5 separate regions of the Homo sapiens genome follow, and all the other regions are linked to region 2. The links are chromatin loops, found by intact Hi-C in ENCODE. Cell type or tissue: endothelial cell of umbilical vein. All regions are shown on one strand. Links, peaks and the distances in the headings refer to the core of each region. The heading gives the core; the rest is flanking DNA. Region 1 overlaps IL15 (interleukin 15). Region 2 has its middle 14 kb from the start of LINC02432. Region 3 overlaps INPP4B (inositol polyphosphate-4-phosphatase type II B). Region 4 overlaps INPP4B (inositol polyphosphate-4-phosphatase type II B). Region 5 has its middle 190 kb from the start of IL15.

What was found. Hi-C counts contacts between places; a loop is a spot of excess contacts. Peaks named below come from ENCODE experiments on the same cell type or tissue, not always from the same donor. Only the 100,000 strongest peaks of a DNase experiment are listed, where the experiment ranks them.
Region 1: it touches region 2 in a loop (2.7-fold over the local background); 2 of 110 quality-filtered maps call a loop at or near these places.
Region 3: it touches region 2 in a loop (4-fold over the local background); 10 of 110 quality-filtered maps call a loop at or near these places.
Region 4: a loop joins it to region 2, with 6 times the contacts of the local background. A loop is called at or near these places in 5 of 110 quality-filtered maps.
Region 5: a loop joins it to region 2, with 6 times the contacts of the local background. A loop is called at or near these places in 2 of 110 quality-filtered maps.

What each region holds. Positions count from the first base shown.
Region 1 is chr4:141,683,629-141,690,489 of GRCh38, reverse strand. All of the region lies in intron 2 of IL15 (interleukin 15), which reads right to left. Among named protein-coding and RNA genes, the nearest start is that of IL15, 50 kb to the right of the region's middle. In endothelial cell of umbilical vein, for the core only: no CTCF peak of the experiment used is centred there; DNase peaks (open chromatin) are centred at 3,389 and 3,889; H3K27ac peaks cover 504 bases.
Region 2 is chr4:141,343,548-141,350,408 of GRCh38, reverse strand. No RefSeq gene overlaps it. Among named protein-coding and RNA genes, the nearest start is that of LINC02432, 14 kb to the right of the region's middle. In endothelial cell of umbilical vein, for the core only: a CTCF peak has its summit at 4,042; DNase peaks (open chromatin) are centred at 2,068 and 4,048; H3K27ac peaks cover 428 bases.
Region 3 is chr4:142,094,067-142,099,066 of GRCh38, reverse strand. All of the region lies in intron 23 of INPP4B (inositol polyphosphate-4-phosphatase type II B), which reads left to right. Among named protein-coding and RNA genes, the nearest start is that of IL15, 460 kb to the right of the region's middle. In endothelial cell of umbilical vein, for the core only: no CTCF peak of the experiment used is centred there; a DNase peak (open chromatin) is centred at 2,926; H3K27ac peaks cover 1,453 bases.
Region 4 is chr4:142,119,609-142,124,608 of GRCh38, reverse strand. INPP4B (inositol polyphosphate-4-phosphatase type II B) reads left to right here. Exons shown (of 26, transcript NM_001101669.3): 19 at 1-21; 20 at 1,194-1,317; 21 at 2,364-2,481. Among named protein-coding and RNA genes, the nearest start is that of IL15, 490 kb to the right of the region's middle. In endothelial cell of umbilical vein, for the core only: no CTCF peak of the experiment used is centred there; a DNase peak (open chromatin) is centred at 2,418; H3K27ac peaks cover 1,492 bases.
Region 5 is chr4:141,822,487-141,829,347 of GRCh38, reverse strand. No RefSeq gene overlaps it. Among named protein-coding and RNA genes, the nearest start is that of IL15, 190 kb to the right of the region's middle. In endothelial cell of umbilical vein, for the core only: no CTCF peak of the experiment used is centred there; DNase peaks (open chromatin) are centred at 2,817 and 3,527; H3K27ac peaks cover 1,962 bases.

The sequences.
Region 1 (6,861 bases), core at 1,153-6,152, 340 kb before region 2:
GGACAAGGGAGAAGAAAGAATCTAGGATGACTAATAGGTTTTATTATTTGAAATGTCAGGGTAGTGGTGAGAGGTGACAGCCTGCTGTCAGTCCTCACAGCCCTCGCTCGCTCTCGGCGACTCCTCTGCCTGGGCTCCCACTTTGGCGGCACTTGAGGAGCCCTTCAGCCCACCGATGCACTGTGGGAGCCCCTTTCTGCGCTGGCCAAGGCCAGAGCCAGCTCCCTCAGCTTGCAGGGAGGTGTGGAGGGAGAGGTGCGAGCGGGAACCGGGCCTGCGTGCGGCGCTTGCGGGCCAGCTGGAGTTCCGTGTGGGCATGGGCTTGGTGGGCCACGCAGTCGGAGCAGACGGCTGGCCGTGCTGGCCCCGGGCAATGAGGGACTTAGCACCGGGGCCAGCGGCTGCAGAGGGTGTACTGGATCCCCCAGCAGTGCCAGCCCACCAGCGCTGTGCTCGATTTCTCGCCGGGCCTTAGCTGCCTTCCTGCAGGGCAGGGCTCGGGACCTGCAGCCTGCCATGCCTGAGCCTCCCACCCCCTCCATGGGCTCCTGTGAGGCCCGAGCCTCCCCGATGAGCACCGCCCCCTGCTCCACGGCGCCCAGTCCCATCGACCACCCAAGGGCTGAGGAGTGTAGGCGCACGGAGCAGGACTGGCAGGCAGCTCCACCTGCAGCCCCAGTGTGGGATCCACTGGGTGAAGCCAGCTGAGCTCCTGAGTCTGGTGGGGCCTTGGAGAAGCTTTATGTCTAGCTCAGGGATTGTAAATACACCAATCGGCACTCTGTATCTAGCTCAAGGTTTGTAAACACACCAATCAGCACCCTGTGTCTAGCTCAGTGTTTGTGAATGCACCAATCGACACTATCTAGCTACTCTGGTGGGGCCTTGGAGAACCTTTATGTCTAGCTCAGGGATTGTAAATACACCAATCGGCACTCTGTATCTAGCTCAAGGTTTGTAAATACACCAATCAGCACCCTGTGCCTAGCTCAGGGTTTGTGAATGCACCAATCAACACTGTATCTAGCTATTCTGGTGGGGCCTTGGAGAACCTTTGTGTGGACACTGCATCTAGCTAATCTGGTGGGGACGTGGAGAACCTTTGTCTCTAGCTCAGGGATTGTAAACGCACCAATCAGCGCCCTGTCAAAACAGACCACTCAGCTCTACCAATCAGCAGGATGTGGGTGGGGCCAGATAAGAGAATAAAAGCAGGCTGCCGGAGCCAGCAGTGGCAACCTGCTCAGGTCCCCTTCCACACTGTGGAAGCTTTGTTCTTTTGCTCTTTGCAATTAATCTTGTTACTGCTCACTCTTTGGGTCCACACTGCTTTTATGAGCTGTAACACTCACCGCGAAGGTCTGCAGCTTCACTCCTGAAGCCAGTGAGCCCATGAGCCCACCGGGAGGAACGAACAACTCCAGATGCGCCACCTTAAGAGCTGTAACACTCACCGCGAAGGTCTGTAGCTTCACTCCTGAGCCAGCGAGACCACGAACCCACCAGAAGGAAGAAACTCCGAACACATCCGAACATCAGAAGGAACAAACTCCAGATGCGCCACCTTAAGAGCTGTAACACTCACCGCGAGGGTCCGCGGCTTCATTCTTGAAGTCAGTGAGACCAAGAACCCATCAATTCCGGACACAGTGGGGCCACTAGTTGAAACTGTAAACAAGACAGGACTGATCTGAGGGAAAGTTAACTCAGTGTTGTACATGTTAAGTTTGGGAGGCTGGTGGGATATCAACAAAAGGACTCTGGCAGACAGATGAATATGTAAATTAGAAGCTCAAGAGATGGCAGAACTAGAGATATATAATGCAATGGTCTAAAACCATGAGTTCCAAAGAGATCAAGCCAAAAGAGCATATAAAGAGAAAATTCCACTGAGAAAAGGAAAGAACAACAATCTTTAACCTTTCTATAGATAGTGGCTTCAGTGAAAGGCTTCTAATTGCTTCAGGTTATTGGTCACAGCTAACATACAGCAATTATAGCACTCTTGTATACTCTGATAGCACACTTTCTTGAATGTAAGATTTTTTTCAACTTGAACATTTCTGGAATTGGATCACGTTTTTAAAGCGATCTCCTCCCTCATCCCCAGAGAAGCTGTTATTTAACACATTATTGCCTCTTGAAAATTTTGAAAATGCTTCAGGTAGTGGTCTCTAAGAATGAGACTCTGAGACTGGTTTATGTACACAAGGTATACTGGAAAAAGTTTTCAGGGTCACTACATGTCAGGGAAGGGAGGATACGTAAATTGGTCAGAGGGTGGAGAAGTAAGGTCACTATTCTGTCACTAGGCAGACTTTGTGGAACTCTGAAGCTAGGATGATCCTTCAGGGGGTGCACTAGACCAGGGCCTTTGTAAACAACCCTACTCCACTCCTATTAAAGAAACGCTGGGTGTAAGCTGCCCTTAGGGAGTGGCTGTGATCTTGCACAAAAAGAACTTGTCCCAGAGAGAACTGTCGTCTTGACAAGTAGCAAGCAGCACTCCCAACAACTGGGATAACAAATTCTTCATCTCTGAAAGGATCTAGGGACACAGAACGGTATCCACTAGAAATGATATTTAAGAATGAAATGAATATGGCATTTTTTTCTCAATATGATTAGATCTTAACATGATCATGAGGTATTAAACAAACTTGCTCTATCACAACTCATTTCAAATTCACTTTAGTAAAAGGCTGGGTTATTTAGAATTCTGTCCTGTTTGGAATAAAGAGGAGAAACACAATTATTGCAAAAATTTTTTAAAAATAAAATAAAATTTAAAAAGGCATTCACTGCAAAATTCCTAGGGTTTTAATGAAAAATAATTTGCCAATGAAAGAGTAAAACAATTCGGGTAAGTGCTAATTTACTGAGCACTTACAAGTCAGAAGCAGCTTTACCATGGAATTAATGGAGTTGAGGCTTCAGAGCTCCTCACCTGCACTGCCTATATTGAGGAAGTAATAGCCTCAGGCCTTTAGTGGAGGTGTGGAGAGTGGTCCTAGCCTGTCCTCACCTTCTACCTCCTAAAAATCATCCTGAGTTTGCAGCAGATGCTGTCAGCAGGCAGGCTGCCAGCATTTCCTTAAATCTATCTACACTTCAATGACAACCTAACCCCAGTGGACTTCAGGGAGATTTTGGACCTTACCTGTGACCCTAATAATGTAAAAGCAAAGCTTTGTCACCACTATCTCCCAGGCTCTTGGCTACTTTCTACTTCCTCCCCTCATCTCTCACAGAAAGACCTGCCCTGCTTACAAGGATGAAGATGGGGAATCAAGAGGAGGCTGCCAGGATGGAGCCACTGCCAAGGCACTGGCCTGTCTGAGACCATGCCAAGTGAGACCCAAAACCTGAACTTCTCTAAGGCTTCCTTCCAAACAATGAACTTCCTGGGCAAAAAGCCAGGGAGGAAGTCAGAATGTGGCATTTCCAGTAATATGTTATGAATTAAGTAAATAAATACTTCCTAAACCAGCAACAATAAAAAATTAATAAATTTCAATCCCCTTTGCTAAAGAATGAATTTTCTTTCTATTCTCTTTATAGAAAATATTTAAAATTATTATTTGAAAAAGGAAATCTGAGTGTATGCATCTAAAAATGTGTAGAAAATAAAGTATTATAATGAACCAGGAAATTACTAGTAACAATAATATTTGATGATAACTGGGGTATTTTTCAGACCTTTGTTGCCTATAATTTCCCACTCTACAGACATACCTTTAAAATGTTCTAATTAGCTAATTTTGAATTCATAGTTTGAAATTCATTTTCTTAAAGAGAGCTCAGACACTGTAAAAGCTTGAGGCCCTACGAACCTGGATTCTCTCTTGCCTATGATGTGTTAGGCACTTTGCCAAGCACTAAATTTGACGCTCACAATAACCGTATGAGGTAGGCACTGTCATTACCACACTCCACAGACAAGAAAGCTGAGAATGACGAATTTAAGGAACTCGTCAAAGGTGACTCACAGAGGAGTAGGCAGTGTCAGGATTTGAACATGTGGTCTCACTTCTGGGCTCATGCTCTTTAAATTCTGGACGATAATGAAATAGGAAATTTATTATTTTGATGCACCTTGATATGCAGCCTTTCATTTATGATTCAATATTTACTGTGTCCCTCCCACCTTTTATTTATTTATTTATTTATTTATTTATTTATTTATTTATTTTTGAGATGAACTCTTGCTCTTGTTGCCCAGGCTGGAGTGCAATGGCATGATCTCGGCTTACTGCAACCACTGCCTATGGGGCTCAAGCGATTCTCCTCCCTCAGCCTCCTGAGTAGCTGGGATTATAGGTGACCACCACCATGCCTGGCTAATTTTTTTATTTTTAGCAGAGACGGGGTTTCGCCATGTTGGCCAGGCTGGTCTCGAACACCTGACCTTGTAATCTGCCCGTCTCGACCTCTCAAAATGCTGGGATTATAGACGTGAGCCACTGCGCCCAGCCTACTGTGCCCCTTTTTGATTAGGGGGATGTGCTAGGTTCTAAATAATATCAAACAGGTTTAAGAGAGTTCCTGCCCCTACAAATCATAAAGACTAATGAGGCGACCCCAATGGCTGTAACAGTAAGAATAACAAAATACAAAGATATTTTTAAATGTTATGAAGAAATGAAGGAGAAATAATGAATTAAACATTCTGATCTGCCAAGTGGAAGATTGTGATTAATGGTATATAAACATCTGATAAATCTTTTCATTCATGGAACATTAGGAAGCTAATGCAATAATATTCTAAAATTTCAACTCAATAGATATATTTGTAGCTATAAATTTCTGAAGTTTAATTTCAGATTTACCAATTAACAGATGTTTTCTGAGTACCTATGATGTCACTGGCATTCTGAAGAGCACTTGGTGATTGAATCAAGAAATAAATTTGTATCTCGGAAAAAATAGCAGAGATTTTATAATCTACCTTTTTTTCCATGAGGGAGCTGAGGCCAAAAAATGCATGGCATATATTCCAAAAGTCATCTCTTTCAGGAAGTTTTTCCTTAAATGACCACAGTCAGATATCATTTTACCTCTTTCTAAACACAGCTTAGGGTTTGTTGCTCTTTTATGACTCTTGTTCTTTAGTTGTGTACTTGTTTCATACATACTGAGATCATGAGCTTTTCAACCTTTTCAAAAAATTATCAATTACATCTTTAACATCTAAAAACTATGCACCCTCTCCTCAGAAAAATGCATATAAGCACATATCCAAACTTTAGATAAAATCCTCTGAAGTTAAAACATTGAATTCTCTAGGGGGGTCCTAGGACCTCAAATAGAGACTCTCTCTTTTGGAATACTGACTCTATTAAGTGATTGTCTATGTATCTCCTATAGTGTATAACATCGCAACGTACATGACAGAAGTTTAATAAATGTCCATTGATTTGAATCATCGAATGACTAAGTAGTAGCCAAGAGGAAATACAAATCAGCCTTGTAATTCCCTACTTGGTTTTGACTTACACTATTTCATGACCTCTTTGTTAAAGAAAAAAAAAAAAGACATAATCACTGCCACTGTAAGCTCAGTTTTATAGAGGAGATACAATAAATATTAAACTACAAACTCAGTATACTACTTGGTTATGACTCTACATGCAATAAAAATTCATGTTTAGGTGAGGACAGCATCTGTAACATAGAAGACACTCAATATTTGTTGAGTTATTGTGAATAAATGAAAAAATAAATAATAAATAATACTGAATCAACACTGCTGCAAATGGAGAAGGCCTTGGAATGGGTGGTAATTGAGGTTAGTTTTGAAGAGTGGATAAAGTTTGAATAGAAAGAAGGAGGATATTCCAAGCTAATATAGACCTAGCATAAATAATAATAGCAAGTATGAGAAAACCTAAGAGGTGCCACTGAATGAAAAGTATTGAAGGAAGTCAAAGGAAATACATGTGGATAGGCAGGTTGAAGCCAGATTGCATGTGTCCTTCAAAGCCAAACGGAGGAATCTGATATGATTTGCTCGGCAATGGGATATCACTTTAGATTCTTAGACAGTGATGCTGCCTAACAATTATACTTGACAGGGATTAGTCAGTAATTAAATACATAACTGAAGAGAAAAAAAATTTACACATCACTTTTTAACATCAGCTAGTATAAAAACTCAGACCAGTCGTTTACCTATTAGATAAACTAAGATCCTAATCTGATAAATAGCCCTTCTACTTGAATAAATTCATTTACAATTCCTGGTCATCAGTGGTCAATCTTTTAACAGAAAAAAAAGACTACTGAGTACTGAAGAGTGAGAATTTATAGTTGATTACATGCTAAACTTCTGTGTTAATTTTTAGCTGTCTGGGTACAGGCTGGGTCGTAATTAGTTGAGGTCATAGCATGAAATCTCCCAGCTTCTCCAACACATATCCCCAACAGGGTCTTTCACCTGCATTGTAGCACTCTCTGTTACTGTTGCTTCCATAAGTGTATTTTTGGCGAAGAAAACCCTGCTATGTATCAAGTATTCATATTGTGTCTACATTTCAGCCTGTCTACTAAAGCTAGTTATTAATCTCTCTACAAATCCATTCGCAATATGTTTGGGTTATAAATCCCTTTAGAATCCTTGCTGTAGATAAAAGTAGATGTGAGCAATGCCATTTTTCCCCAGAACATCTGTACTGCTCTCTCCCCGACCTAAAGCTCTTTTCTGTATCTTTAACATCATCTCCATCTTCAAATAACTGTTATTCTAATAATAATGTGAAATTACACTTGAGAATGTTTTCCTAATATATGGACAAGATAAAAGTGAGCCAAAAGTTATTACATGACTTGTTCCAGGTTCGCACAGTGCAGTTACTATAACAA
Region 2 (6,861 bases), core at 1,115-6,114:
TAAGGCAACACTTGGCGGACTGCTGGATAACGTCAACATGAGGGCTGTTTTCCAGAAACACCAAGCCATAATTCAAACTGTGAGCTGGAGACTGGGTTAATAATTGGTCATGCCTACATGATGAAACCTCTATAAAAAATCCCTAGAAGGCAGGGCTTGGAGAGCTTCCAGGTTGGTAAATACATCCACAGGACAGGAGGGTGGCACACCCTGGCATCATGGGGACAGAGGCTCCTGTGCTCAGGACCTCGCCTTCACCTGGCTGTTCATCTGCATCTTTCATCATATCCTTTGTTATAAAGCAGTGAACATAAGTGAGTGTTTCCCTGAGTTTTGTGAGCCATCAGGGCAAAATATCAAACCTCAGGAGAAAGTCGTGTAAACCTTCCATTTGTAGCCAAGTTGGACAAATGTTATGGGTAATGTGGATATCCAAGCCATGCCACTGGCATCTGAAGTGGAGGGGTTGGGGTGGGGGCCCAGTCTTGTGGGACTGAGCCTTCAACCTATGGGGTCTGCACTAACTGCAAGGTAGATAGTACCGTAACTGAATTGTAGGACACATAAGTGGCATCCAGAGAGAACTGATTGCTGTGGGAAAAATATATCCCACACATTTGGTGTCAGAAGTGAAGTGTTGAGAGTAGAGGAAACAGTGAGTTTTTCCTCATTAACATTAAATTGGAATTTTCAGCTTTCACCACAATATATAATATATGAAATTCCAAAGAGAATTGTCAAACCAAAATGTAGATTTTCAAAGGAGCTATCAGAGAACCAGTTGGGCAGTTCCAAACCCACTGAAGAATACAAAAGGGTCCAAATATTGGAGATGAGAACAATTTGTTAAGAGGGGTGTGTGTTTACATGTGTTGCTAGACTGAGTTTCACCTTCTCCAAGGGGAGCAATGGAGTGCTATCTTTTGCAAAAAGGGCTTCACTTGGCCAATTTGGAGAGTTTGAGATAAGTCTCCTGGAGCTTGAGAGAGGGTAAGACTGGCATCTGACAGGCTTACTGGAGCAGGAGGGGCAACTGGTGAGCTCTTTGGGCAGTAAAGTATTTCTGGTGGAGGAGATGAGGACCTCAGGAGAGAGCTAGCTGGGGGCCACCTTTAGCTCTGTCCAAGAAGGACTTTCTGGAAGTGTAATGAGCCTCTAACCAAAATAGAGAGTGGATAGTGGTTCCCTAAACCCAGGGGCTGAGCACTGGGCTAGAGAGCTGCAGTTGTTGCAGCCAGATGAGCCCCACAGGGGGTGACCCTGCAGAGCCACCAAAGCAACCCAAAGAGGGAAAATCACCTGCAGACATCTGCCCATCTTACAGTATCAGAGCTAGCATAAACTTCCCTGCATCCTTTGCCTTTCTAGTCTCTGACTCCATTCCCATGGCAACAGCAATGACAACTTATAAGTAGCATATAAGTGGGCAAGAGGATAGAAAAATTACCTGCCCCTCTTCCACGGGAAGCAGCTGGTCCACTTCAGGTGAGCCATTGAGATGGGATATTAAACCAAATGCAGTTTTATTTATGGTCTGGAATTGGATAGTCTATTTGACATATTGAGAGTATATCTAAGATTGAAGCCTCAAATTCAAGGGCCCAAATTTTCAGTCTTTCTCTTTTCACTTTCATTTCTGCTTTCAAAATAGCCAAGTCTTTCTTAAGCTCATCCCTTTTTAGTAAGACTTTGCTGGAAACACAAGGTAAAGCCCATGACTGACTTTCCAAACCCTTTCCCAAGCCATAGGCTGACTAGAAACATGGTTTGCCTTCCAGGTCTCCAGAGGACAGTTTTGCTAGATGTGCTGTGATGGCAGGACAATAGAAGTATACTTTTTTACCACCTGACATGCCTGTTCTTGATTCACAGTTGACTATGCTGCAAGCGCCAAGCAGTGACTTAGAAACCCAGTCTCTTTCCACCTTAGGGTTCCACCATCATTAACATACAGCTTTTGGAGCCACTAGGTTCATTTCTGCATGAATCTGATAGGAGAAAAAACAAGAAGCCTCTTGTATCAAGATTTGTTATGAGCCATGGCCCTGAAGTGCCATGTCATTTCCTCTTACATGTGCATTGTCCAGAACTCAGTTACGTGGTCATGCAAAACTGCAAGAGAAGCTGGGAAACACTATGTTTGTGCAACAGAAGAAAAAGAAACAGGCTTGGTAAACAGCTAGTCTGTTTCTGCCTCCAGGGCTCTATAGCTTCTAGGAGTGAGCTCATTGGCTATGTAGACTTCTAGAAAATTTATTCATAAGAAAAATAGTAAAAAAAAAATCCCACCACTGAAAAATTATAAAGGGACGATGCAAGACAAAAATAGTATTTTGATTATCTTTGATTTGTTGGAAGTATAATTTTCAGCGATCAAATGTGCAGCACTGGGTAGTATCAGTTCTGTTTAGTTTGGAAACATACTACTTGAAGTTCTCTGGGCTAATTTTTCTGACCTGAACTGACTGTTCTCAGATTCATTACACAATTGTCATCCTGGGACTTCCCTGCACCATCGTTTAGATAGTCCCTTTATCCCTCTCCTGTCATGTAGCATCTTTTACTTGGATGCAGAGGCTTCCTCTTTTTGTTGGTCCTCTTTCTGATGAAGTACATAATAGTGTTCTGAGAAATATGAACAGAATGCACATTTTTTGAGATCCCACATATTGGAAAATATCATTCTACATTCACAGTTGATTGATAGCTTGGCTGAGCTTGTAATTCTGGGTTGTAATTCATTTCTCCTTACAAGTTTGAAGGGACTTCTCCATTGTTTGAGTACCATCTTTTGAATGTGACCTGTTATTTCTACCTGGCTACTTTTAGGGTTGTCTTTTTATCCTCACGGTTCTGAAATTTCATGTTGTTATGTGTTGATGCAGATTTTCTATCATTCATTTTTGGGCACTCAGATGGCTGTCAACCTAGAAATTCAAAGCTTTCAATACTCACAAGTTTTCCTACATTATTTCTTGAAGATTTTTTCCCCTCTCTCTCTGATTTTTATTCTCTTTCTTGAAAACATAATAGTTAAACATTTTGACCCTGATTTGGTCGACTGATTTTTTTAAAATATTTTCTTTCTTATCTGCTATGTCTTTCTCTTTTTGTTCTAATTTTCTGGAAGAGTCTTCACTTTATCTTTTGTATTTCTATTAAATTTTTTTACTTCTGCTGAAAATATTTTTCTTATGAATTTCTTATTCTTTTATTTTTATAGCTCCCTGTTATTGCTTCAGAAGTAAAATATATTTCCCGCATTCCCTAGGATATTTATCTTATCATTTTTTTCTTCTGTTCCTACACTGTCTTTACTTCCTCTGAGTTCCTTTCATCTTGCTCTTGGCTCTGACTTTCAAATGAGATGCTTTCTTCACATGTCTAGTGGTCCCTGTCTACCTATTCAAATTTATAACCAATCAGTAGCTCTGTCTGGGTGGCAGAACATTTGAATTGGTGGGCCTCATTGTAGGGTGATTAAAACCCAGAAATCTCAGAGTATGTAGATCTTTTCCCTTTAGCCAATCAACTACTCCATAGAGAAATCCCCTAATATACTGCCCATTGGACCTAAGCCACACCTACTCACTTTCTGTATGTTAAGAGGGAGAAAGGCTAAGGTTTATCAATGCACATTATTTAGATGTTTACTTAAGTCCCCTTTTATCAATATCACATCTTAGCTTTCATTCTACTGTTCATTCAAGATTCTTTCAAGACCAGCTTGAATGAATATGCTTTAATAAAAACACAGATTGCACTACAAAACCAAATAGTGTTAAATTTATATTATGCAACAGAATTGTCTGCAAGCTAAGTAGAAAAGGACATCTCCCCTTTATAGATGATTTTTTGGGTTATAAAAATATTATGAAGTAGTAATGATATATTTGCATGCCATCATCTACATTTTTCTTTCATTAACTTTGTCAAATTCTATTTTCAAAGAGCTTCGTTTGTCCTTTGAGGACAAATTCAACTTGTCAGGAAGCCAGCTTCAGGCAATGTCTTTCCCAGTGGCCTGCTGTATTGGTCCACATGAGATATGAAACAGAGACATCTAAAGGACATTTTAGGAACTGGAACATTAATATTTACTCTCCATCCTTTATGACTGATTCCCTTGGAAATGAGGTCTGTAGTTTATTATGAAGCTGGAAAACCTCACTTTGTAAAATTAAATTCAAAGCCACAATCATATGCCTTTTCTAACAAGATTCAAGAGAAGGCTAGAATCACCAACAGTTTTAAATGAAGAGTTATTTTAACAAAAAATATCAGAATTCATCTATTTGCCCTAAAATTATTGGAAGGAAATTGACTTAGAGTAAGCTATTTCTAGTAGTGTCACATTTTGATTTTTATTATATTTGTCCATAGTGTTACGTATAATATAGGTACCTAGTAAATAAAAATAAATAAGCAAGTTATTAAATGAACAATTAATTGATTAAAATCTGAATAAATGTAACTCAGGCATTTTTCTGACTGATTCCTCTTTAAATAGTAATTCCCAATACTCATCTTTTGGCTTGATCAGGCTTAGAGGAGTTATGACAGAATTATATGTGCAAATCTTAAATGTTAACATACACAATAATGGCATTTTTACCAGAAGCATTATTTTCCCAAATGGATAAGAAGTAATAATGAAATTTAAATCTTCTTTTCTAACAAAGGAATTGAGATAATATCTTCTTGTTCGACAGACTCTGAGTTGTTAAAAGCTTTGGTCTAAGCCATCTAATTGCCATAAAAAATTACTTTTCCTGGAAAGCTGGGGTCTAGTTCCAAGGCCACAGGAATGTCAGCTTCTTTAATGCAAAGTTTAAAAATAAATACAAGAAACAATTGCAAACCATATGACAGATTTTTTAAGGCATGTATACTTCAACTACTTCTGTGAATATTAATTTTTCCTTATGCCTTTTAAGTTCATAAGTACATGCTCGTCACTATCATACAAGACAGAGAAACAGAAAGAAAGAAACGGAAGAAGAAATATTCCAGATCTCTGTGTTGCCCACCATTCTGGGTGGTAAAATCTTAATTATGACAACACAAGTCCACGTGATAGAGGAACATATTAGAGGTCAGAGGTGCTTTGAAAACCAGCCAGTTTCACTATTCTTTTAAATTAAAGTAAGTTCAATTAATTCATGAAGCTATAATGTAAATTCAACCATCTAAGATTTCAACTAGCAAAGATGAGGAGAAAATCCCAAAATGACCACTAACATCTTGTTCAGAACTGGTCTGTTTTGAGACGGCTACATTTTCACCATGCTCTCAGGTGGCCTTTCCTCTGTGCACTCACAGAAAGAGAGAGAGCTCTGGTGTCCCTCTCTCTTCTTATAAAGACATCAATCCTACTGGATTAGTGCCCATACCTATGATCTAATTTAATCTTAATTACTCTCTTAAAAGCCCTATTTCCAAATACATACTGAGTCAGGGCTTCAACATATGAATTTTGTGGGGTTGCATTTCAGTCCATAACAAATATATAGGAGGCACGGGCTCAAACCTACAAGTACTTTTCTTCTTCTACTCCAGAAACAACTCCTTGAATTCCTCCTCTAGAATTGCTGCCCAGATGGTTTGGTAGACCATTAGAAATGTTAATATCCTAGTCCCAGAATTTTATATTATTCTCTGGGTTTCTAAATTATCTTACACTTGTATCAAATATAATTACATATTTTAAAGAACTTCTTAAATTCTGACCAAATTTATCCCAAACTTTTAAATGGATAGGACAAATTTTATGATTAAAAATTATTTTGAAAAATTTTACCTATTAATACTAATATTAATTTTTAAAATGTTATCTGTTAATAAAACAGAACTTCTTCTACTTAATATTAACCTAGAACTCCTAGTTCTATATAAACTTGAAATCAATAAAACTGCATTTCCTTTAAAATGTATTGTAACTCAGAATGTACACTATTTTAAGGTGACTCTTCCTAATCATTAATTTTCTTACATAATTTGTTTTGTGTGCTTTTTAAAACTATGATTGCCTATTCTGAATTAGAAACTCTTGAAAGATGTGTGATGGCCTATTTAACTCACTCTGCGTACTAACTAATAGAATTGTAGCTTAATATATGTTGTATCTAACAATTAAAGTTAATACAAGAGATTAAAGTGAGTAAGTCATCTAATTAGACATCCAATCTGTCCCCAATCTTACTAACATTTGTTTTCTTCATGTCCCTCACATCTACTCTTTAGCATTCTTCTTTCACATCTATGATCAAGGCCCCCATTAGTTAGACAAGGTTTTATGCCAGATCCTCTGGCATGAACCCCAAGCCATCCTGCACACATGGATCAAATCTAAATCTATATTGTATAATCTTTCTTCCCCTATGTCATTACACTACATGGCAATCTTCATTGGCTCCTCATGGCCTATAGGATAAATTCATGCTCTTGAGTCTGGCATCTGTCGTTCTCAATTGTTTGATTTCTCAGTTCACCTTCTTAACTTTATCCACATACCCACAGCTAAGAGTCCCCTAACCCCCTTCTTTCTGGCTGAGTCTACATATTTCATTGTCCCCCAAAACAAATTGTAATGGTAACTCAGGTGGTTCTTGAATTAAAAAACATTGTGGATCCAACAGATTGAGAGCAGTGCCTAAAAATTAACAGGATGTCAGCCCTTCTTCCTTCTCAGGTATCTATAAATATCCCAGATTTTTTAGTTCAAAGAAGGGAAGAAGTATGGAATTGCCTTATCAATCAGTAATTTCAGATGCCACCTGCATCCTGGCTTCCCTCTGCTTCAGATGTTGTGTTTACTATCTCTCTTGATTATCTTTTTAATCACTCCTTTCTGCCATGTTG
Region 3 (5,000 bases), core at 1-5,000, 750 kb before region 2:
ATCTAGTAACAAGTGTGACATAGTTATTTCTTACTTCTTTTGTCACTTGGCTTCCCAGCCACCACACTCTGTGATTTCTCCTGCTCTATGGCTGCTTCTTTTAAATCTCTATTCCTCATTATCTTTCCAACATCTAATGTTGGAGTGACCTAGGATTCAGTCCATGCATGTCTACTCTGCTCCCCAATTGAACACAGCCTAGTTGCTTTAAATACCTGCTATTAACTATCAATCTTCATATCTACATCTCCAGCCCATCTCTCTTCCTTAAACTCTTGTATCCTGCTTAACACCTTAATCTTTGTTCCTGATAAGCCCTTAAAAAAGCTGTTCTTCCTACAGTCTTCCCCATCTACGTTTATATTAATTTCAACCTTTTAGTTGCTTTGGGGAAAAAAATAGCCACCCTTGAGTCGCCTCTTTCACATCCCCTTTCCAGTCCATCAGAAAATCTTACTGGCTCCACTTCCAAAATATATGCCACCAGTTCTCACCACCTGCATTGCTACTACCCTGTGCAAAACCCTTCTTACCTCTTCTAGGTTTTGGCAACAGCTTCCTCCTAGCATCTTTGTTTCTTCTGTCACTTCTCATTTAGTCCATTCGTATCCACTACATCCAAAGTGACTGTTTTAAAATGAAAGTCTCATTATGTGTCTCCTAAAACTCTTCCAGTAACCCCCAATGTTGTTAGTTTTTTTTTTGTTGTTGTTGTTGTTGTTTGTTTGTTTTCAGAATAAAAACCTACATTTTTACGGTGGCCTCTAAGGCACCATACAGTCAACCCCTTTGATCCTTTGATCCTTCTCCACCGCTTTCTCTCACACTTACCTCACTCTGCTCCACACTGACTTCTGCCCCCCATGGACCTCTTGCTGTTTCTTGGGACTTTTTAGTGGCTCTATGCCCTATCTTAAATGCCTTCCCCCTTATAGGTCACTCACTCACCTCCTCTAAGTCTTTGCCTAAATGTCACTTTCTCAGTAAGGCCTTTCTTAAACACCCTCTTTAAAATTGCAATCTCTTGCCCGCTGGAACCCTTCTCTCTTAAAGTTTTTTATAGCCTCTATCATCATGTAGCATGCAATATGTCACTTACATTATTTGACAGGACTCCTTACCAGAATGTAAGCTCCAGGAGGACTAGCACGTTGTTTCTATTCCATTAACATTTGTTGAATGCATGGTATAAGTTGAGTCATTTAGTTGGTTGTTTTAAAGAGTCAAACAGCAGAAAGCTGTTGGATCTTGGAAATAGTTAATGAAGACTATGAAAAGTAACACTATTTCTGTTAATAATTGTTGAGTGATACAAGGATTAAATAGTGAAATTATTTTGGAATTCACATTATCACATTGAAGGTTCTGAGAAAGTCTGTAGGATGGCTGGCAAAGTTTTTCTGTAAAGAGCCAGAAAGTAAATAATTCTAGCATTGTGGGCCATATGATCTCATCACCACTCAACTTGGCTACTATAGGGCAAAATAAGCCATAGACAATATGCAAATCAGGCCAGGCATGGTGGCTCACACCTATAATCCCAGAATTTTGGGAGGCTGAGGTGGGTGGATCACCTGAGATCAGGAGTTTGAGACCAGCCTGGTCAACATGGTGAAAAACTCTCTCTACTAAAAAATACAAAAAATTAGCCAGGCATGGTTGCAGGCACCTCTAATCCCAGCTACTAAGGAGACTGAGGCAGGATAATTGCTTGAACCAGTAAGTGGGAGGTTGCAGTGAGCCAAGATCACGCCATTGCACTCCAGCCTGGGCAACAAGAGCGAAACTCCGTCTCAAAAAATAAAATAAAATAAAATAAAATAAAATAAAATAAAATAAAAATAACATAAAATAAACAAAAAATGGACATGGCTGACTTTTAATAAAAATGTATTTACAAAAATAAAAAAATGTATGACCTGGGGTTAGCCTGCAAGTCATAGTTTGCAAACCCTAATCTATAGTGTCTAAATTAATTTTATTTAAAATAGCTTTTTTTTCATTATGGGAACATACAAAATTATCTGAAACCCTCATTTGCATTTTTTAAATAAGTGTTCCCCAGGACATAGATTAAGAAATACTGACCTAGTCCAACCCCATCATTTGCTATGAGGGACTTGGGGTCATTCACATACCCTTTGGCAGGAGAAGAGAGACTAAATTCCATGTTCTCTGACTCCCAGTCAAATGTTCTTTTAATTTATATGCTGCTGCTCCACCATTGCTGTCTAATGGCTTCTGCAGTGAACTGAAGATTGTAGATTTTTAAATATTGGAATATTTCCAGCACCATACTTTTATTTTCTGTTCATATATTTTTACACACTTGTAATTACAAATTTATTTTAAACTCATTGCAGAAGAAACTCTGATGCACTAATCTTTTGAAGTTTTTAATGCTTTTTTAGCATTAAAAAGATTGAGAGAATTTTTTAACTACTATCTTTAGAAGCACTTCTGTTTCTTTTTAAAAGAAAAAGTGAGAAGAAATAATATCCAATTTTTATTTCCTCAATGCATGTTAAACTACATAGACTTTTAATGTCCCTTAAATTTTAGACACGATCAAATTATGAAATACAAACAGCAGTACAAGCAACAAAGGTAGACACACATATACATATACAAAGGTCCACCTGCTTGGCCAACCAGACATTGATCTATGTTACTATCTATGTTGCAATGTCTGTGTTATTTGGTGGTCTTCATAAATTACAGTCGTCAAATCTTTTAGCTAGCCTTATTCTGTTGTAGTATGTGTAGGTACAAACTTAGATTTTCTTGCCTTTCAATCATCCTTACATTTTCTTCATTATTTTCTCTTCACTGAGGCTCTCATCTTTTTTGAATGTCTAACTCTTGCATTCCAGATTCTACTACTCACGAAAGATTGGCTGGCCTCCCAGTATACCAGTCTAGTAAGTCTGCACATAATGGCATGAAATCAAAAGACATAAATTCAATTGAAAGCTCACTTAGGTGAGTCATTTAGTGTTTTCAATGCCTGCATTTCATTGTCAGCCAAATGAGAATAATTACTTTGTATACACCTTGTACTTCAAAGTAAATTCTACCATTATCTCACCAGGGAAAAGAAGTTAATATTAAAATTTCCACTGTCAATTTCTGTGACTAAAAAGTGTCACATGTACTTATGAATATTAGAGAGATGGTTAAGACGATAATTGTGGTACACTGAGCTTTTCAACAGTTATATTTCTGCTGTGTACAAACAACAGAAACAAACAACAATCTAGTTAAATTTGATCGTGAAGCTTTTTCAATTGTTTGAACCAAATTTCATCCCTATCCAATAGCCTCTCTCCTTCTCTGTCATTTCTATAGTCTTTGCAATCTATGTTGACTTATCTTAATTTTTTCGTGAAATCACTGATTCTCTGATAATCTTTCAAACAAAGCATACTTTTTTCTTTCTGGAATGCTCCTATAGGTGAGCTCCTGAAATCATCATTAGGATAAGTTCTCTGGTCTGACACTGCAAAGTAAGATGGATACTGAAAATATTGAGACTCATCATCCCTTTTGGAAATAAATATCTGAATTTAACTTCTTGTTAACAAGAAGTTGTTAGTATGATGTCCAATCAACAGAAAAACGATTAAAGGTGACTACGTTAGTTCTAACCTTCAATGAAACATCAAATTAAAGACAATTAACAAATTCTTATTTCACTTTTTAGATCCACTTTTCCAACTCTGTAATTCACTCAGCTATTTGGCATAGCACTCTTCCAAACATTCACTCTTTATTTACCATTCTCCTCCTCCCTGAACCACAACTGCAACGTCTTTTGTTTCCAGTCCACTTTTTCTTCAGCCTTTATTTTATCATTCTCCCAATTCTGCATCACAGAATGTCAGATAGAGTGAAACTCTCCTTAGAGGCTAAGTAAGGGTGAGAAATTGAAGTCTCAAGGATAAAATTATCTTTATCAAGTGGGTCGGAAAATAACAGTGTGAGCACATTAATAGATTAATATGTTTTGTTGCCATTGATAAACTGTAAATATATGAGTGTCCCAGATTACCAAATCAGAGACCACATCAAGTCAAAAAAGGGAGCCATATGAATGGAATAAATTATAGGTTTCATATTCTTATTACCTCTTTCCTCATTTTGGAGCCTTCCAACACAGCTTTATTTTCATCATCTTCCTGTATTTTACCTCATTTATACCTAATACCTCAGAAATTATTAATTTAACTTATTCTATATAGTAAGAAAGATTCAAGACCTCATTCTTCCTTGCCTCCAGGAGCCTGAAGAGGTAGGCCACATACTGTGACTATTGGAAAAAGCCCCAATCTTCTCAACCATCTCCCTTTTTCTCTGACTTTCTTACAGTTTGTGATTTAATTCCTTCCACATTATAGGCAGCAGGAGAGGCATGGAAAAGGTGAGCCCTTGGTTTTTGGAGAAGGGCTGGTTATGTGTCTGCCTCCCTGGGCTGTCATCTGACCTTGGTGTATTTCACTAGCAGTCTGGCTCTTGCACGGGCAGGGAGGTAAGACACTGAAATCACCTCAAAAGCTGTGTCCCTTCTCTGCCTAAATTTTGAGAAATCCATTCTTAGTCTGTTTTTCAGACTTCTGTGTGGAGAATGCACTCTCAAGGAGCCATTTATTGCTAGGGCTATCATTGGGGTAAAATGCAGGGATGAGGGAGTTTGACTAGGTGAAACAAAGGAGGCCATTAAACTGCCTTCAGTGCCAGCACCTAGGCCACTTGAGTATGGGCAAAAGTAGTTGTTCACCCAGTTTAACTTGGCTCACAAGAAGACTGAACTGGGGATTTGTGTAAAGCCCTTCTCATACTCCTGTTTCCTTTCCCACTCTGCTCTATCGTCTGTGCTTGAACTATCTTAGGCATCTTGAGGAGACTGGAGTTTAGAGTTGGAGAGCCATTTAACAAATCATCTTTAGATTTTTTGACATGACTTTAAATTGTTTGGAAATTCTGAAATCAAATTATGAATG
Region 4 (5,000 bases), core at 1-5,000, 780 kb before region 2:
GACATCGTCTTCAGCCAAGCAGTAGGTGCCTGTTGTTATTGTTAGTACAAAACAATGCCGGATTGTTAACATCCTATCCTTGATGATGAATAGAATTCTTATTGGGACAGCTTTATTTTTAAAAAGATCCTTAAAGTTTTGGTATCCCATGTTTCTTATTCACGATAAATATCAGCTGAATATCCTAAGCAAAGAGTTTATGAGACCTTAAGTATTTATTTCTGAAAAGAGATGGCCAAGTCTCTAACATGTAAATTCTGCTTCACAGGGCATGAAGTCCGTGAAGGAAGTGGTCATCATCTTTGTATTATGCTCTGGGATCTACATAAGTGTAAGGGAAGGGACTGTTGACTTGCACTCCAGGTGACAAGCTAGGACTTGGCAAAGGGGATCTGTTTGCAGTCGCTTATTTGTACAGCTCCCCCATGAATCCTGGGACAGGATTTCACAATTATCTCTTATTTTGTTTTTAAAATAAGTTTTCAGGGCAGTAAGGCTCGAATAGGAGGTTTGACAGGGCCACCTTCCTTGCCTACACCCAACATGATTCATAATGCCAAGGCCTGCCTCCATCACGGTGGGTGTGCTGGTGCCTTCCTTCTCCCCACCTGCCTCCATCCTCATGGCTGAGTTTTATAGACAGGACATATGGAGAGAAAGAAAAAGAAGACTTCTCTTTCTAAACATTCTAGGAAAAGGGAATATTTTAACCAAACTGTCGCTTTCCCCCACTATTTCATGAATGGTCCAGTGGCACATGAAGCTAACCAGGTGTCGGAAAATATGCTCTGCCTTATACATACATGTTTCGTCATTGTGTTCTTTTAATGACCCTGTGAAATGATTATTATCATCTCTATTTTACATGTACAAAAAATAGTAAGATTTGGAAGTGCTTAAGTGTTTATGAATTTACTGTTAGAAATGGTAGATATAAGATTTGAAGACCTATCAACCTTACTCCTGTCCATGTTCTTTTTCCCTTTGCACTTCTACCTTCCCCAAGACTTTTATACACAGCAATTCTAGATCAAAGACTGTCAACTTGTTTTACTATGCCTACCAAATAGTTGTAGTTTTGTTATACATACCTGATAATCGAATCTGTGATGCCTCAGAAGTCTTAAAATATTTCAAAATAAAACAAATACGTTTGCTAACTGCAGTAAATCTCATCAATATTTTTTTTTCAGCTTGCTGGATTGGTTTGTGGTTTTATCATCAAATTACAGACAAGTCTGTATGACCCAGGCTTCCTACAGCAGCTTCACACAGTGGGGTTGATAGTACAATATGAAGGACTGCTAAGTACATACAGTGAGTATTGCTTTAGTACAAGTTAAAATCACATTTCTATTCAGAAGGACATTTAATCCAGAAATTTTTCAAGAAAACATAAAAATAAGTAAACCTTTATTGTGCCAAGTATTACAAAAATAATATAACTTTCAGTTTTTTGCATTCACCTTGTAACTTACTTTTGCCTCCTATTATGCTTTGAAAATGGAATTATAGATTATTTCAGAGTGGACTCCTGAGCAGCCATCTGGCTTTTTTAATATAAAAGGCTCTGTGCCAACATAGTTGCAATGACTGGATTTTAAAGTCTCAACCCTGTAATGTCTAGAACTGCACTGTTCAATATAGTAGCCTTGTGTGACTTTTGGGTAATTGAAATGTGTCTAGTCCAAATCAATAAGTACTAGATATGCATACCAGATTTCAAAAACTAGTTTTAAAAGATATTTTATATTGATAATTAATAATTTCATATTAATTTACAATTGAAATGGTATTTTGGATATACTGGATTAAGTAAAATATATTATTAAAATTAATTCTACCTTTTTAATTTCACTCTTTTAAAAAATGACTACCAGGAAATTTAAAATTATATATGTGGCTCACATATTTCTGTTAGAGAGTGCTGATCTGGAATCTTAATGATCTCCCTGTCAGGCTTCATTTGTTAATGTATGGAGATGCAAAACTAGCATGAACCTGGGTCAGTGATGATAAATTCAGCTACCTCTGTTATTTCTAGACAACAGATATCAGTCCTGCCAGTAGAAAGAAAGGTGCACAAATCACAAAGGGGTTAAAACACTCTCTCCAGCCTCACAGCAAATGTCCACGTTCTTCCTTCCCTCAAAGGGTAGATTGACTTCTGAAGTCCATTGAAATGGTTCTCATTTCACTAAGAAACACCTTCAGCCTCTGAGGAAAAGTGTCTAGAGTAGGTTCACTGCATTCAGAAACTCATTCAATAAAATGCTAGAACAAATTCCAGCAGGGAGGCATAGTAGCTAGTGACATTTTCCTCAAATGTTTGTTTGTAGCTAAGTGCCTTTTCTATTGTTTAGGCGATGAAATTGGAATGCTAGAGGACATGGCCGTTGGCATTTCCGATTTAAAGAAAGTTGCATTTAAAATAATTGAAGCCAAATCCAATGATGTGTTGCCAGTTATAACAGGAAGACGGTAAGCAGTGCTCACTTCCTGAAGACCAGGCTTTGTTAGACATGTCGTGTTAACTCCTGTCAGAGGAGGCAAGGAGAATTCAGGTTTGATTTGGGAATATTTCTTTTGTTTTTTTTCTTTTCCTTTTTGGTAAGAAATACACATGGATGATATGATAGGGGACAATCTCAAAAAACTCCTGGAAGTCTCATGAATGTTTTAAATTGTAGTGAGTTGAGTATGGCAGTACTCTCCCACAAAATACAAGAAATTCAAAATAATAGCCTGCATGAGAACATTTTTCTCCTTATTACTATCTCATCCAAAGCTCTGGGTGTTTTTACTTTTGCGGGAGTTGTTCAGTTAATAGACTCATAATTCTTGAAATGACTTTAAATTAAATTCAGTTAAAAGCAGCAACATTTTAGAAAAGATATATTTCTGTGTCAGGGGAATATACCACCATTTTTCTTAATTATTTTTGACAATTCACTCTCAGACTATGAGATTTCCGAGAAGGGTTTTCAATAAATAGCTTCGAAGGTCAGTGTATGATAGGCAAAATGTCAGAAATAATTAAGAAAAATGATGGTGTGTAGAACAGACCTCCAATAGAAGAGGTACATCTTATAGTAAGTTGTCTCAATCAGAGGTCCAAACTATTCCGGTGTTAGTGCTTTTAATTGCTGCATGAGGATATTTAAAATTTGAAACATTCTGGGGTCATGTTCAAAACATATGAACATACAAAAGGGAGAGCCTTTTCATGCTAGAGAGAGATGCAAAACACACTGAGTATAAAGTTCAAAGTAAACTTGTTTTCCTGTTGATAGTAAACATATAATAATTATTTTAAATGTTATGAAGGATACCCAGAACCACATAGTTGACTGAAAGGTGACTTTCTTACTCACAAAAAAACCCACATCCTCAGAAACTAAATATTTACCTAGAATTAATGCTTAACTTGCCATTCATTTGGGAGAAAAAGAATAAAATTGCTCATACGCACACCTGAAAAACAGTACAATTCTATATTTCTCTCAAGTTTACTATCAAAAGTGAAACACTAACACTTATATCACAATGTTTAAGGGAAGCTTACCAGGCCATTTAGTGTAGGCAGAGTACAGCATGCTTTTTCTGAGGAAGTTCTTCAAACAGTATTGAAACTCAAAAGTGATCATGCAGGTAGGGGCATGGCTCCTAGAATGATGAAGTGAGCAGCTTAGCACACCCTCTCTCCAAAAGGAATATTACAACTGGAAATAACAATCCAAAACAACCATTTTAGGATAAACAGAATAAATTGGATGCACACCACAAATTCAGAAGTACTTATTTGTGAGAAACTAGTGAACATTGGGCAGCATCAGTAGAAGTCTGTGGCATTTTGCTGAGGGCTGCTCCCATCAACCCTGGCCCTGTGAACACAATTTCCTAGGGCAAGGCCATTAACACCAGCAGCTTCACTAACAGAGGGGGCTGACTTGACTTGGATTGGAGTAGGAAATAGCACAGTCCTGAAAGTTGTCAGAAATGGTGGTTTAGATTAACGAGTCTAACTTATAATCACATCGAAAAGAATAGGTATAAACTTAACAAAGTTAGTCTGAATGTTGTACACAGAAGACACAAAATATTGCTGAGAGAAATTAATAGGATCCACTAAATGGAGAGACAGCCTGTGTTCATGGATTAGAAGACTCAATATTGTTTAGTAATTCTCCATAATTGATCTATAGATTCATTGCAATCGCTATCTAAATCTCCGTAGTCTTTTTGCAGAAATTGGCAAGCCTAACCTAAAATTTATATGTAAATGCAAAGGACCCAGACATTTTGTAAAAGAAGAACAAAGTGGAAAAACTTACACTTTCTGACTTCACAAATTACTACAAAACTATAATAATCAAGACAATGTAGTATTAGCATAAGTATATAATGTAGATTAATAGAACAAAATTTACTGTCCAGAAATAAACTATTATCTTTAAAGTCAATTGATTTTAAACAAAGCTGCCAAGGTAATTCAATGGAGAATGGAGAATCTTTTCAAAAAATGATGCTGGGACAATTGGTTTATCTATATGGAAAGAGAAGAATTTACACATACACAAAAATTAGCTCACAATAGATTATAGATCTAAATGTAAGAGCTAAAACTGTGAAACTTCTAGAAGAAAACTCAGAAGGAAATATTTGTAAGTTGGGTTTAGGTAATGAGTTCTATATATATACATATATATACACACGTATATATACGTATATATGTATATATATATAGAACTCATATATACGTATATATGTATATATATGTGTATGTGTGTGTGTGTGTGTGTGTGTGTGTGTATATATACTTTAAGTTCTAGGCTACATGTGCACAATGTGCAGGTTTGTTACATGTGTATACATCTGCCATGTTGGTGTGCCGCACCCATAAACTCGTCATTTACATTAGGTATATCTCCTAATGCTATCCCTCTCCCTTCCCCCCACCCCACGACAGACTCCAATGTATGATGTACCCCATCCTGTGT
Region 5 (6,861 bases), core at 788-5,787, 480 kb before region 2:
GTGCTTAAGGCACTAGGTGATCAGCCTTTATGCATGCCCACCAGATTATGCAAGCTTTCCTGTATGTTCTTCTCAAGGGATTTCCAGTAAGAATATTTCATGTCATGAGTGATAGTGATAACTTCCAACACTCCCATAAGATGTTTGTCACCTAAGATGCCTCTCAGCTGGAGGAACAGTGGCTCTTATATTTAGGACTTATTTTGACCTCACAGAGAGTCTTTTATAATTTTGGTCACTCAGGAAGAAAGTTTAGACTTGTCAATTGAATTCGGCTCCAGAATTTGGCCAGTTTTAAAGATTTACAAACTATGCTTAACCCACAAAGACTCATTTCCTTTTTTCAAAGAGAAACTGATTTCTCCTTGATTAAAATTTTGAATGAGAGAAAAAGTTATAGAAACATCAACAAGTAATTCAAAATGAAACTTTAACCTTAGAGAAAGTGAAGTTAAGATGAAAGTCACAAATCTTGATCAGTAGAATCTCTAGAGAATAACAAATGAAACACTTCTGCTTAGCAATACAGCTTCAATTCCAACACTGTTGAGGAAGTGTGTATAGCTGAAATAATGTCCAACTTCAATCACACCAGGAAGTTCAGATCCCAAAAGGGGCCTTCCTTTACACTTTCATCATGATTCCCCAAGAAACATCCTATCAGAACATCTATTCCAATTTCAAATTACCTTTACAGAAAATTTTCTTTGCATTAGTATTCATTTCAAAGTTGTTAGCCTTCCAGAAAATGTTTTCCAGACACCAAATTGAAATCTCTAGTGGTTTGTTAATAGTTATTTCCTCTTGTCCCAGCACATTAAGAAAGAACAACTAATCATCAATCTCATCTTAAGATAGTAAATGACTGACTAGTAATAAATGCACGGTTATTCTGCTTAAATCTTACATATATATATATATGCATACATATATGCATATATATTTGTATTTGTTATTCAAACCTTCAATATTATCAACTGCCTTCAAAAATCTTCCCCCTATAACCATCAAACATTGCTCTTACATTTAGAAAAGGAAATGACAAAGAAAAGATAATACTAAATGAAACCTGTGTAGGGAGGAATAAACAAACTCAGTTTCTCCCATTATACTCTCAAAACACTCTTCTGACACCAGATTCATGGGAATTTCTCCCCAATAGCAAACAAGCACTCAATTCTGCAGTGGACATCAGCTGGGTGTCTTCTAATTAAATACAGTTTTGACATGATCTACCTGGAGACAGTATCAGATCCTGCAGTTTGAGAGTTCGGTCCCACAAGACTGCCCCCATCCATTTCCTAGGCCCAATGCAGGCCCCAGGTTGTTTTACCTATACTTCTGACTGGCCAGCAATAGATCGTGATTCCCATGATCCCCTCCTTGGGATTATTAATTTGGTAGAGTGACACATAGAACTCAGGGAAACACTTATGTTTACTGGTTTATTACAAAGGATGTTACAAAGGATACAGATGAAGGAAAATATAGGGCAAGGCATGTGAGAAGAGGCATGTAGCATCCATGCCTTCTCTGGGCGAACCACCCACAGGAACCTCCACGTGTTCAGCTATCTGGAAGCTCTCTGAACTCAGTCCTTTTAGATTTTTATGAAAGTCTCATTATGTGGACATGATTGATTAAATACTTAGCTATTGATAATTAGCTCAATCTTGAGGCCCTCTTCTCTCCCTAGAGATTCAGGGATGGAGCAGAAAGTTTCAACCCTCTAATTATGTCTTGGTCTTTCCTGTGACTAACTCCCATCCTGCAGCTACCTAGGGGCTGCCACCCATCAGTTAACTCACTGGCACACAAAAAGACATCACTTTGGAGATTCCAAAGATTTTAAGAGTTGCATAATGGGGACAGACCAAATACATTATTTTACAATATCACAACACCTTAGAATATTAGACTTCATCATTAATGAACATTAGGATCTATTTTCCTAATTGTGACACTAATTATCATTGACTGAAAAATGACACAGAAACTATTATAAGAACATAACATTTAAAAGACTCTTTTCCAACATTACCTTCAATGGCTGAAATCATAGAATCTTGGAACTGGAAGGCACCTTAAAATTACACAACTCAATGTTTTATTGTTTGAATTACATGGACAAAGTGATTCTGTCAGTTTTTTCCAAGCTGACACAAAGAAAAGTGACAACCAGAAAGGAATGTCACACAAATAGCTTATTTTTGGAGAAGAGCTATCATGCCCTGGATAATCCTTTTAATGTTTGTCCCTGTCCAAGAGCAGAGAGAAAAAATTCAAACAAAAATTCACATTAGCTTGTGTTACTGTCAGAAGGATACCTTTATCCATCGATGCTTTAACCCTACTTGAAACTCAGAGTATTTGTATGGAATTTGCTTTTCTTTTTCCTCTTTGAAATAACAGGTCTCAAAGCAACAGCAGAAGAAAACCAAGGTGGGAACTGCAGAGAACATAGAAGATCATAGCACACACATTTTTGCTCATGCCTCATGGGCTTTTACAAATATTGCCTTGAAAGGTGCCTAAAAAAGCTTGAGAAATGAGAGAAACCATTTCAATTTTAAAGACATCAGGGAAGATTCCACATGCATTTCTAGCTTGCATTTTATAACTTACTTGATGATGATGATGATGATGAACTGAGTGCTTACTTTCTGCCAGACACCATCCCAAGTACTTTCCATTATTAACCCATTTGTGCTCCTAACACTTGTATCAGATAAATGATACATTTATTACCATTTTACAGAGAAGGAAACTTAAGCACAGGAAGGTTAGGAGCTTGTTTAGATTAAGTGATTCAAATGCTAGCTTACATAGACATTTTTTTCTGCAACATTTTTCTAATGTAAGCAGATAGCATATCTCTTCTGAGAAATTCTGTAACAGTGATATCATTGGTTTGATTCACTGGCTATTTATTTCTTTTTTTTTTTCCGTTGTTAAGTACCCATTTTGTAATCAAACAGCAGTTATTCTATGGACCAGAGACTTCAGCTAGTCTCTTCTCTCTCTAAGCAGACAGATATTTGCCTAAAATTAATTTCTTTTTAAAATAAACTTTATCTAAAACAATTTTAGATTTGTAGAAAAATTGCAAGGATTATACAGTGAGTTTCTACATACACTACACCCAGTTTCTCCTATTATTTACATATTAATACTAGTATAGTACATTTGATACAGTTAATGAACTGATACTGATATGTCATTACTAAAGTCTACACTTTATTCCAGCTTCTTTGTTACCTAATGTTCCGTTTATGTTCCAGCATTCCATCTATGATATCACATTGCATTTAATTATTATGTCTCCTTAGTCTATACTTGGTTAATAGTTTCAGGAAATTTGTTTTTGTTTTTGTTCATTCTTTGAGGACTTCTACATCAACAGTCATGTTATCTGTAAAGAAAGTTTTATTTATTCTTTCCCAATCTATATGCCTTTTATTTCCTTTCTTTGTCTTAATGACCTAGCTAGGAATTCCAGTATAATGATGTCTAAAAATGGTTATGGACATTCTTACTTCATTCCTAATCTTAGGAGGAAAATGTCAAGTTTCTCACCATTAAGTATTATATCAGTTGCAAATAATTTGTAGGCAATATTTGTCAAGTTAAGGATGCCAATCATATCAAGTTGATTGATGGTGCTTTTCAGGTTAACTGTAACCTCATTTTCGGCCTTCTTGATCTATCATTACTGAAAGAGGGGATGTTTATGTCTTCACTTATAATAGCAAAAATTGTTTTCCTTCGCAGTTGTATTAGTTTTTGCCTCACATATTTTTATTCGCTGTTGTTAGGTGCAAAAACATTTATAATTGTTATGGCTACTTGGAGAACCCACTCTTTTATGTAGTGCGCCTCTTTATCCATGAGCATTTTTTCTTGTTTTGAAGCCACTTTGTCTGAAATTAACATGGTTGTTCCAGCTCTCTTTTGATTAGTTTTAGCATAACATATCTTTCTCCACCCTTCATGTTTTTTTTTGAGATAAAATTTACATAGCATAAAATTAGCAATTTTAAAGTTATTTAAAGCAATTTAGTGGCATTTAGTCTATCAACAATGTTGTGCAACCAACACCTTTGTCTCATCCCTAAACATTTTCATAACCTAGAAGGAAACGCCATACCTAATATGCAGTTATTCCTCAATCATGTTTCCCTACAGCCTCTGGTAACCATGAATACGCTTTCTGTCTCTATGGATTTTCCTAGTCTGGACATTTCATATAAATGGAATCATAATATGTGGCCTCTTATGTCTGGCTTATTTCATTTAGCATAATGTTTTTGAGGTTCACCCTTGTTCTAATGTATATTTGTACTTTATTATTTGGATAGCTAAATAATATTTCATTATATCTATATACTTACAATTTGTTTATCCATTCATTCATTGATGGACAATAAAGTTGTTTCTACCTTTTGGCTAAGGTGAATAGTGGTGCTACACACTTTCACTATTAACCCGAATCTTTATATTTAACATAGGTCTCTTCTAGACAGCTGTTTTTAGGTGTTCTTTTTTTAATCCATTCTGACAATTTCCATCTTTTAATTGGTGAATTTAGACTATTCACATTTAAAGTGATTATTGATATATTTGGATTGTTTGTAACCATTTCTTATTCATTGCATTTGTTCCTTATTTCTTTTTCCCTCTTGTCTGCTTTATGGTTTTAATTAAGCATATGTTTATTATTTTATTTTAAATCCCATCTTATCCTATCAACTTCACATTTTTACAACAAATTTTTAGTGGTTGTCTAGAGTTCACAATATACATTTTTTAGTAATCTATGTCTACCCCCAAATTATGCTATACCATTTCGCACATAATGCAACTATCTTGTAACAGCAAATTTCCACTTCCTCAATCCTTTCCCTTAAGTCATTGCTCCCATTTATTTTAGTCATCCATCTCCTATAATCACCCATTACATTGTTATTATTTTTTGCTTTCAACCAACAGTCATCTTTTAGATCAATTATGAATAAGAAAAATAGAAGATTTTAGTTTACCTTTCTTTATTCTTTCTATGATGTTCTCTCTTTCTCGATGTACATCCAAATTTCTGATCTATATCTCTTTCCTTCTCCCTAAAGAATTTATTTTAGATATACAATCATGTCGTCTGCAAACAGGGACAATTTGACTTCCTCTTTTCCTAATTGAATACCCTTTATTTCATTCTCCTGCCTAAGTGCCCTGGCCAGAACTTCCAACACTATGTTGAATAGGAGTGGTGAGAGACGGCATCCCTGTCTTGTGCCAGTTTTCAAAGGGAATGCTTCCAGTTTTTGCCCATTCAGTATGATATTGGCTGTGGGTTTGTCATAGATAGCTCTTATTATTTTGAGATATGTCCCATCAATACCTAATTTATTGAGAGTTTTTAGCATGAAGAGTTGTTGAATTTTGTCAAAGGCCTTTTCTGCATCTATTGAGATAATCATGTGGTTTTTGTCTTTGGTTCTGTTTATATGCTGGATTACATTTATTGATTTGCGTATATTGAACCAGCCTTGCATCCCAGGGATGAAGCCCACTTGATCATGGTGGATAAGCTTTTTGATGTGCTGCTGGATTCAGTTTGCCAGTTTTTTATTGAGGATTTTTGCATCAATGTTCATCTAGGATATTGGTCTAAAATTCTCTTTTTTGGTTGTGTCTCTGCCCGGCTTTGGTATCAGAATGATGCTGGCCTCCTAAAATGAGTTAGGGAGGATTCCTTCTTTTTCTGTTGATTGGAATAGTTTCAGAAGGAATGGTACCAGTTCCTCCTTGTACCTCTGGTAGAATTCGGCTGTGAATCCATCTGGTCCTGGACTCCTTTTGGTTGGTAAGCTATTGATTATTGCCACAATTTCAGATCCTGTTATTGGTCTATTCAGAGATTCAACTTCTTCCTGGTTTAAAAAAAAAAAAGAACTTATTTTAAGATTTCCTGCAGGGCAAGTGTAATGGCAATAAATTCTCTCAGTGTTTGTATATTTCAGAAAGTATTTCTCCTTCAGTTTAAACAAATAATTTGGCTTAATATAAAATTCTAGGTTAGTGACTAATTTTTCAACACTTCAAAATTTCACTCCCCTGTCTTCTTACTTGCATAATTTCGGAAGAGATGTTCACTGCACTTCTAATCCTTATTTCTCTATGGATAAGTTCCTTTTTTCTCTCTCTCTTCTGGCTCCTTTGTTTTTAGCATTCTGCTATTTGAATATGATATGCTTAGGTGTAGATTTTTGGGTATTTATTCCATTTGGTGTTTTCTGAGCTTGCTGGATCTGGTGGTTTGTTATCTCTCATTAGTTTTGGTAAACTCCTGGCTATTATTACTTCAAATATTTCTTTTTCTCTGTTCCCTCTTTTTTTTCATGTTGTAGACCAACTATGCATGTTTGATAATTTTTGAGGTTGTCCCACATTTCTTGGCCATTTTGTTGTGGTATTATTATTATCATTTCTTTTGCATCTCTTTGCACTTGATTTTGGAAAGTTTCTATTTGCCTATCTTCAAGCTCACTGATTCTTTCCCTGGCTATTTCCAATATAATCATGAACTCATCAAAGTTATTCTTCACTTCTGTTCCAGTGTTTTTGATTTCTAGCATTTCTTTTTTATTTTTCTTAGTTTCCACTTCTCTGCTTATATTACCTATCTGTTCTTTGATGTTGTCTACTTTTTCAAAGTTCCCTTTTTGGGCTTCTCTTTCTTCATTACTCTCTTTCCCTTGGTGAACTTACCAACTCTTATGGTTTTGTCACAAGAAAGCCGATGAACCCAGATTTTTATTTGTAGCCCTATTTTTTAAAAATCCATATCCACATATCTTATAAACT